Regions from separate parts of the Mus musculus genome. Here region 1 is linked to region 2. Evidence: chromatin contacts called from ENCODE Hi-C data. All regions are on one chromosome and are shown on one strand. The core of a region is the stretch at or near the end of the contact, and the rest is flanking DNA. Distances in the headings are between cores, read along the strand shown. Region 1 holds the start of Zfp606 (zinc finger protein 606). Region 2 holds the start of Zfp551 (zinc fingr protein 551).

Evidence for each region. Hi-C counts contacts between places; a loop is a spot of excess contacts on that map.
Region 1: a loop to region 2 is called in a map of gastrocnemius, with 11 times the contacts of the local background. The contact joins the promoter of Zfp606 here to the promoter of Zfp551 in region 2. A Hi-C loop is called at or near these places in 15 of 37 maps with a recorded cell type or tissue (T-helper 1 cell, adrenal gland, gastrocnemius and 3 more).

What each region holds. Positions count from the first base shown.
Region 1 is chr7:12,476,747-12,480,366 of GRCm38, reverse strand. It overlaps Zfp606 (zinc finger protein 606), which reads right to left and starts at 2,062. Exons shown (of 7, transcript NM_026112.4): 1 at 1,661-2,062; 2 at 621-703. The coding sequence starts at 651.
Region 2 is chr7:12,419,999-12,423,921 of GRCm38, reverse strand. Zfp551 (zinc fingr protein 551) reads left to right here and starts at 1,431. Exons shown (of 4, transcript NM_001033820.3): 1 at 1,431-1,532; 2 at 2,076-2,114. The coding sequence starts at 1,434.

The DNA of each region.
Region 1 (3,620 bases), core at 813-3,312, 56 kb before region 2:
GCATGACAAAGTCCTACACAGAACCCAAGGGCATCTAAAAAACAATCCAACATAAGCTGGATCTGCATAGGAGACACCTGTAGACTGTAGACTATGATCTAACAACAAGGCAATGAAAAACAGAACCCTCTGAATGGCTGAATACGTTTCTGATAAGATGTATCACCACCTAATTCTTAATTTTAAGTAGGATACTGCCTTGATGTCTATGGTGATGAAAACAAAGATAAAACTATCACATATCATTATTAACATTGTTTTAAAAATACAGATTAATATTAATAAGTGAAATACAGTATTAACGGTGAAAAACACAAGAGAACTAAAAACATTTTGACTGTATATATTGTCTTCAAAAGAGTTCTATGAGTTACTAGAATATCTTATAGAGGTCCGTTTTAGAAGCTGACTATCAAATATACAAAACTTACCTTGTTGTTTACGAATACATTTCCTCTTAACGACTACCCTGTTCTAATTTTGTACCAAGACAGCTAGACTGTCTATTATCTCCCAAAGCTGGCAGCCCTTTCTCAGCCCTGACCTACAGTAAGCCTCCTGTAGGGAAAGGTGCAGAGGAAAAAAAAAAAAAAAAAAAAAAAAGCAAGATTTGGACTCACCCCAGGAGGGCCATGGGTTGATGGCAGCCATTCCTGAGGATTAACCAGCCAGGGTCCTGCCCAGGAGCACTGCAAGTATCAGCCTAGAGACAAAGCGAAGAAAAAAAAAAAAAAAAAAAAAGGCAAAATTGGTCCAGTCTCACAAAAAGTCCAGCGAGAACAAAAACAAAGAGAACACATCCACAAAGTTAACAAGACCCCTAAGAAGCATGATAAAAACAAACAAACAAAAAAACCGCGCGCGCACACACACACAAACACACACACACACATTGTGCAGTAAGTGGAGCACAAGTAATACCAGCAATGGGGAGGCAGACAGGAGAATCCCTGGGAATTTCTGACAAGTCAATAGAGTGGAATTAGAAGCTTCCTGGTTCAGAAAGAGACCCTGTCTCAAAGCCAAGATAGAGAGCCACTGAAGAAGATACCTAATACTAACCACATAGTTATCACTGACACAGACACACTTTGGGATAAAGTGTGATCGTCTGCAAAGGTTAAAGCCAAACAACAGCCATCACCACCTGCAAGATCTTCCAGACTCAAGCCCATCGATCCCCTCTCCCCTCCCGTAGTCGCGTCAGAGACAAAAAAAAAAAAAAAAAAAAAAAAAAAAGTCTAGAGTCAGACCCCACAAATGCATGGATTCCGGGTCTTTGTGTGAGGTCCGCAACCGCTTGGTACTGAGTTTGGTACTAAGCACTGGCACACTTACAGAGAGAGACTCAGATACCCTAGGATTTGAGTCAAACAAAGCTCAAGGCAAGCAAGTTGTAAGAATCCTACACCCCCCCCCCCCCCCCCCATAACTCAAGGCAAGCAAGTTGCAAGAACCATGCACGCACACCCTAACGGGACAGCACACACACACCCTCTTGTCACTTCAAATTTAAAAGAACCTGAGCCTTTCCCAAGTCAGGTTTGACGCCCTTTACAGATCTTTGCTTGGAAGGGACCGGTTAAGAGCCTGGCTCTCCTTCAGGGCCTCCGCAACCAGGTCGCTCCAGGCGCTGGTTTCAGCAAGCTTCCCGCCTTACCTGGCTCGCGGCCACTGGCCCTGATTGCACTGCGGCTGAGCTGGCTCGGGGCTGCTGCACCGAGCGTCTGGCTTCTGTCCTGCACCGAGACAACGTCCCAGGCCTGGCCGACTCGGCCCACTAGGGCCGGCCTTTCCCAGTCTGTAGAAACAGCGCACCCAGACCCGGGACCTGGAGGGTCGAGGGCAATGGGGGCACCGAGTCGGCGAGAGAAGAGAAGGCACCCGTTGCACCCCGGCACTGAGCCAGCCCTGGCCGCAGGCGCCGCTTCTCCGTGGCCGTTCCAACGACCTGCCAGGCTCTCCGTGACAACGACATCGGTAGCCCTTCGGTCCGGAATAAGGCCTTACTTTGGCCGCGGACAATGGCGGCCGCACCCCCCAGAGTCGACCAGGACACACCGCGAGGACTATTGGGAGTTGTAGTTTCAAAGAGACGCGCTTCTCGCTGCTACCGGAAGTCGGCCAAGGCCATTTTCAGAGCCTATTCTTCCCAAGTACCGCTCTTGAAGCACCCAGACTCTTAGGTTCCGCTTGTTTCCGAGGCCTAGAAGGGCGGTGGTTCTCTCATTTGCCATCACTCCCCAGGTGATGACAGCAGGATAGTTTGGTAGGCCAGGACCTCAGTTTGAGTCTCAGTAAAATTGCAGCTCAAGCAAGGTAGCTACTTTAAAGTCGGAGCTTGATGAGGGTGAGTGATCTCTAGGAAGCACTTCCCTCAACCTTGACAAAATTGAGAACGTGGTTGTTATTATACCTTTATTTTATTTTTAGACGAAGAACATAATTCTGACTGGCCCCTTGCATATGATTGTTGGAGATTAAATTTCAATGCATGAGTTTTGGAGGTGACAAAAATATACAAACCATAATCTTTATCTTCATTTTTGTTTCCTGATGCCTTTAGATCAAATATGACATGAGAGTTCAAACTTGAACAGAGCCATCAAGTCTTATTTTGGAACGTAAATTCATATCCTGTTTTATACTGACATACTGAATTTTTTGAAACTGGCATTAAGTGATTGAATTTCATAAAATTTACCATCTTTAAAAGACAATAAAGGTTCTTTATTATCAGTCCCTGAAAATGTAAAGTGATAGCTTTGAACTAACTTTTCCCCTTTCCTTTTGTCTCTTGGTCTTAAGAAACGTCAGTTGCAAAAGGCATAGTAACTTGCAGTTTGAGACACTTCTTTGCTAGTATTTCTTGAGCAAATACATGTATCATTACTAAACCCTAAGAAACTGCAAATTTCTTTCTTCCATACAGTTACAAGAACAGAGAGATTTTCTGCACAGACTTAAAATAACAAAGTCAAAGATCTTTAGGTAGTATTAGTATAAAGAAAACAAAACAGGGTGTTTGGATTGAGATTTTGGGGAGAGGCACTCAGAGGTGGCTGGTATCCAAAAGTGATATTGTGTTCAGATCTGAAAGAAAAGAAACCACCTAGTGACTGTATGAGGAAGACATCTTTAAGCATAGAGAACAGCAAGTGTTAAGGCCTCAAAGCCAAATTGGCCTTTTCCTGTTAGAGGAGATTGGAGTCTAGGAGTAGGAGTGAAATGAGATGAGCTTCAGGGTACAGAGGCAGCATCAGGGGGTGGTGCATTAAGGTGGTTTGAGGAAACTGAGGCAAGTCCCATTGTTCTCTAAGTTGTGAACTATGGTTTGAATTTTATTCAGGTAACAAGAGGAAGCCAGTGAAGGACATGTAGAGACCTGATATGAAAATCTAAAGAGTAAGAGACTACCAATGCCAGCTCTATTATACTATACCCAGCAAAACTTTCAATCAGTAGAGATTGAGAAAAAAAGATATTATTTATTATTAGATATTTTCTTCATTTACATTTCAAATGCTATCAAAAAAGTCCCCTATACCCTACCCCCGTCCTGCTCCCCTACCCACTCACTCCCACTTCTTGGCCCTGGCTTTCCCTGTACTGGGGCATAT
Region 2 (3,923 bases), core at 182-2,681:
TGTTTTTCTACTCTTGTCTCTCCTATCTCTCCTCTCCCCTACCCTCTCTCCTAGCACTGCCTATCTCAGGGTCATGTTCACTCTGGACTCTGTCTGGCAATGCTCTCCTCATGTGTACAACAAACCTCCTCCACCATATCTAGGAGCAAGGCATTTTTAAATTTTTAAAAAATTTCATTCAGCAGTTTCTTGACAAATATATATTTGGGGCAACTGGAAGACATAGTGAATTTATAAATTCTTAAGGCAACTGCTTCTTTGGAAGTTGAACAAGACATACTAAATGAAAAATATAAAATTGGATCTGCGCATTAGGCACAATCACTAGAAAATAGGTAGGAAAGCAGCTGTCTGTGGGAACAAGAGGCAAAGATGTCCCTTTAGCTTCTGATCTACGGTAGTCAAAACATTGTTCCTTATCTTCCATACAATGTACCCAATTAACATTGTTTTTGTCTTGTCATTAACTGAGTATACAGGGAGTTAAAAATTTAGTTATCAATGATTTTGAATGAAAGCGTTTGAACAGCAATAAAAATGCATATTATAGCCAAGCCAACAGTTTTTGCACACATATGTGTATGTGTACAAGTACGGGTACAGGCATGGGTATAGGTATGTATGTATGATGTACACACACACACACACACACACACACACACACAGAGAGAGAGAGAGAGAGAGAGAGAGAGAGAGAGAGAGAGCATTTGTGTGTGAGCACTGGTGAGGGGTTCTTAAAGGCACATGGGTGACACGAATATCTGAAATACCATAAAGTCTCATCCATCATGGATGGGATGACCTCTTGAGAACTGCATCATGGAGTCCCTGAGTGTATACATAAATATACAGATACACAAGCACACATATAGTGCCTAAACTACTATACGGAATATGTTCATTTGAATTTGTTTCTTTATAGCCTCTTGATGCACAAAGAACTTCATGGTGTCTGAAATAAGACATCATCACAGTGGCTATCAGCCATACAACAGATCCCAGGAATACTGAAACAGTTTTATTTAAGTATCTTTCCTCGCCAGAAAGCTGTAGTCACAAACTCATATAAGCATGCCTGTTTTCTTTTAAACTAAGTTCATAGGGGTCAGGCTTGGGGGCAGGGTACCTGCCTGGGGAGCGACGGAAACTACATTTCCCGGGATGCAATACGCGAGACGATGGGGGTGGAGTTGAGCCCGTGGAAATTCGGCATTTATTTGTATTATTATTTTTTGGGGTGTGTGTTTGTGGACTAGTGCGCGGTTCGTGTCTGGAGCTAGATTTCCAGCGTGGTCTTTTTGGTGGTCGTTTAGGCGTTTCTGAGGTTTGTTTACCTAACTGGAAGCTCGGCGAGGTGGGCAGTTCTTATGGCAGAGCGCAAAGAGCTGCTCTGTGTTACAGAGGCCCTGCTGAGGCCCAGCGACTCCGCCCACATGCCCCGAGCCAGGCCTAGGGAAGAGACCTCGGCGACCTGGTCCTTGCTTCCTCTACAGAATCCAATGGCTGTGGCCATGCACAGGAACATAGCCCAGGTAAGTGCTGCGTCTTGCGCTGTCACCCGAGCGCTAGAGCCCCGGAAGAGGCCCCATCATGACCCTGAAGTTCCTAGTTGGTGCTCCTGGCAGCAGAACAGCTGTGTGCAGGGGTTTGTGAGTGTTGCAGAGGGATGCCTCCTGAAAGGGCTGCTAGGCAGGGAAGATTTTGAGTCCTAGTAGCCAAGTGTTTGTAGAAGCAGTTGTGAGGTCGATTTGCACCTGAGGAATTTGAGTTTAATTCTTCAGACACCGGGAGCCAGTGAGAATTGTGAACAGAGATCCTATTCGGGAATAGGATTCTAAATTTTCCTGAAGTTACTCAGAGCAAGGACAAACAGGAGGAGATATGAGGGGCAGGAGAGAGTTGTGCCACCGGTGTGACAGCTCTCAGGTGAGATTCAGAATTGTGGACCACTGCATAGACAGATTTGTAGTAATCCCAGGCCTTCTGACCCCACGGTGATCAGGGTCACTGTGTGACTGAAGCCTGTGAAGACCGCCTATGGCTGCTAGATTCTAAGAGCCTCCTCCTTTTTTCAGGTTCCCCTGACTTCAGAACCAGTTATGGAGCTTGGCCTGGTAAGTGGATCCTGCCATTACCCTCATGCTACCAACAGGTTTTAGGTTAGTGGTGTCCTTGGTCTATTATCTCAGTGTGCCCTAGTAGCCTGGTGCCTTGCAGTCTTGAACAGGTTAGGTACATAACCCAGAGATGTGTAGGCTGTGAGTTGTATGAAATTCTTGGCAAGTGTGAACAGAAGTGTAGAAGGTTGCTTCTCCCACGGTGTGTGCCAGTATGTGCCTGTGCCTGAAGGGGAGACTGAATTACTTAGGCATGTGCAGAAAGATCTTTCTCCTTAGAATAAGGATCAGTGAGGTGAAGGTGTCAGACCCAGAATAATTCTCTGAAAAGCAGAATGTGTACTTTATATGTAGAAATGACAATGGGAAATTTGGGTGTGGAGAAGGCTGGCAAGCCAACTTATTCTCCTCAGGCTCCTTGTTGCCGGCTGCTGCACGGGAAACCGACTGTGGAAGAAGGGAAATGGTGTTGTGTAGACAGTAATTCTGTGGAGACATGAACAAGCATCTAGGAGTCCCAGATAGGGAAGAGAGGACAGACCAAAGTACAACTTGGTAAGCCAGTGAGCTTTACTGGGGTTACTTACAGGAGTATGAGTGAGGGAACATTAGATAGCCGTGTCAACAAAACCCACCCCAGCATGGATTGATGACTCTAGGAAACTGGAACCCTAGAGCACATGGTATAAACTTGGAGATAGTGTGACAGGTTTTAGTGTCTTTGCTAGGCATCACATCTGGTCTGATCACTTCGACTATCTCTGCTCTTTATACTGGGCTGAAAGGGGTCTAGTGCATCACAATGTAGCTCAAGCTAGCTTTGAACTTGTGACAGTCTCCTAAGTACTGGAATTATAGGCATGAGTTATAATACCCGGCTTCCACTGGTAATTGTTGGTGGGTGTCTTAGGGCTTTATCGCAGTGAAAAGACACCATGACTCTGGCAATTCTTAGAAAGGAAACATTTAATTGAGGTTGGCTTATAGTTTTAGAGGTTAGTCTGTTAACAGAAATATGTAATCTCAGTCAGTGGTTTTGCCCTCCCTTTGATCATTTGGTTCCTGGATAAATGATACACAACTTTTATTATTATAATAAGCCTTCATCAACACTAGAGCTGGGCAGATATCTACCCTCTATGCTATTAGAATCTATTTCTCCACCAATAACCCCAAGGCATAATTTGCCATGTTCCATCTGGGCAGCTCTTAACTCCAATTTGCTAGCCCTCATGGCTATATCATGATTTACCTAACCCATGGTGGCTTCCTCTTCTCTTCACCTTCTATCTGTTTGTGCTTTTGCTCAGACCTCAACCTTGAGAACCTCAAACCTGACCTGTGTCTCTTCTGCCCAGTTGGCTGTCAGTATCTTTATTTAATCAAGGACCAAGGTCATGCTGTACACATGTGTGGAATCTCTGTGGGCAACCAGGCTTTGGGGGTCAGTGTCTAGCATTACAATACATAGTAAATGACCAAACCTCAACATTAGTTCATTATTGTCCTGACAGGAAGCATGGCAGTGTGCATGTAGACATGGTGTTGGAGGAGCGAAGAGGTCTACATCTTGGTCTGCAGGCAGCAAAAGGAGACTGTGTCACTGGACATAGCTTGAGCAACTGAGACCTCAAAGCCCACCTCCATGATGATATACTTCCTCTAACAAGGTTACACCTCCTCCAACAAGGCCACACCTCCTAATAGTGCCACTCCCTCTAGGCCAAGTATTCAAATTCATGAGTCTACAGGGGCCAAATCTATTCAAAACACCACAGTGGGTGAGGTTGAACCAAAGAATAGCAT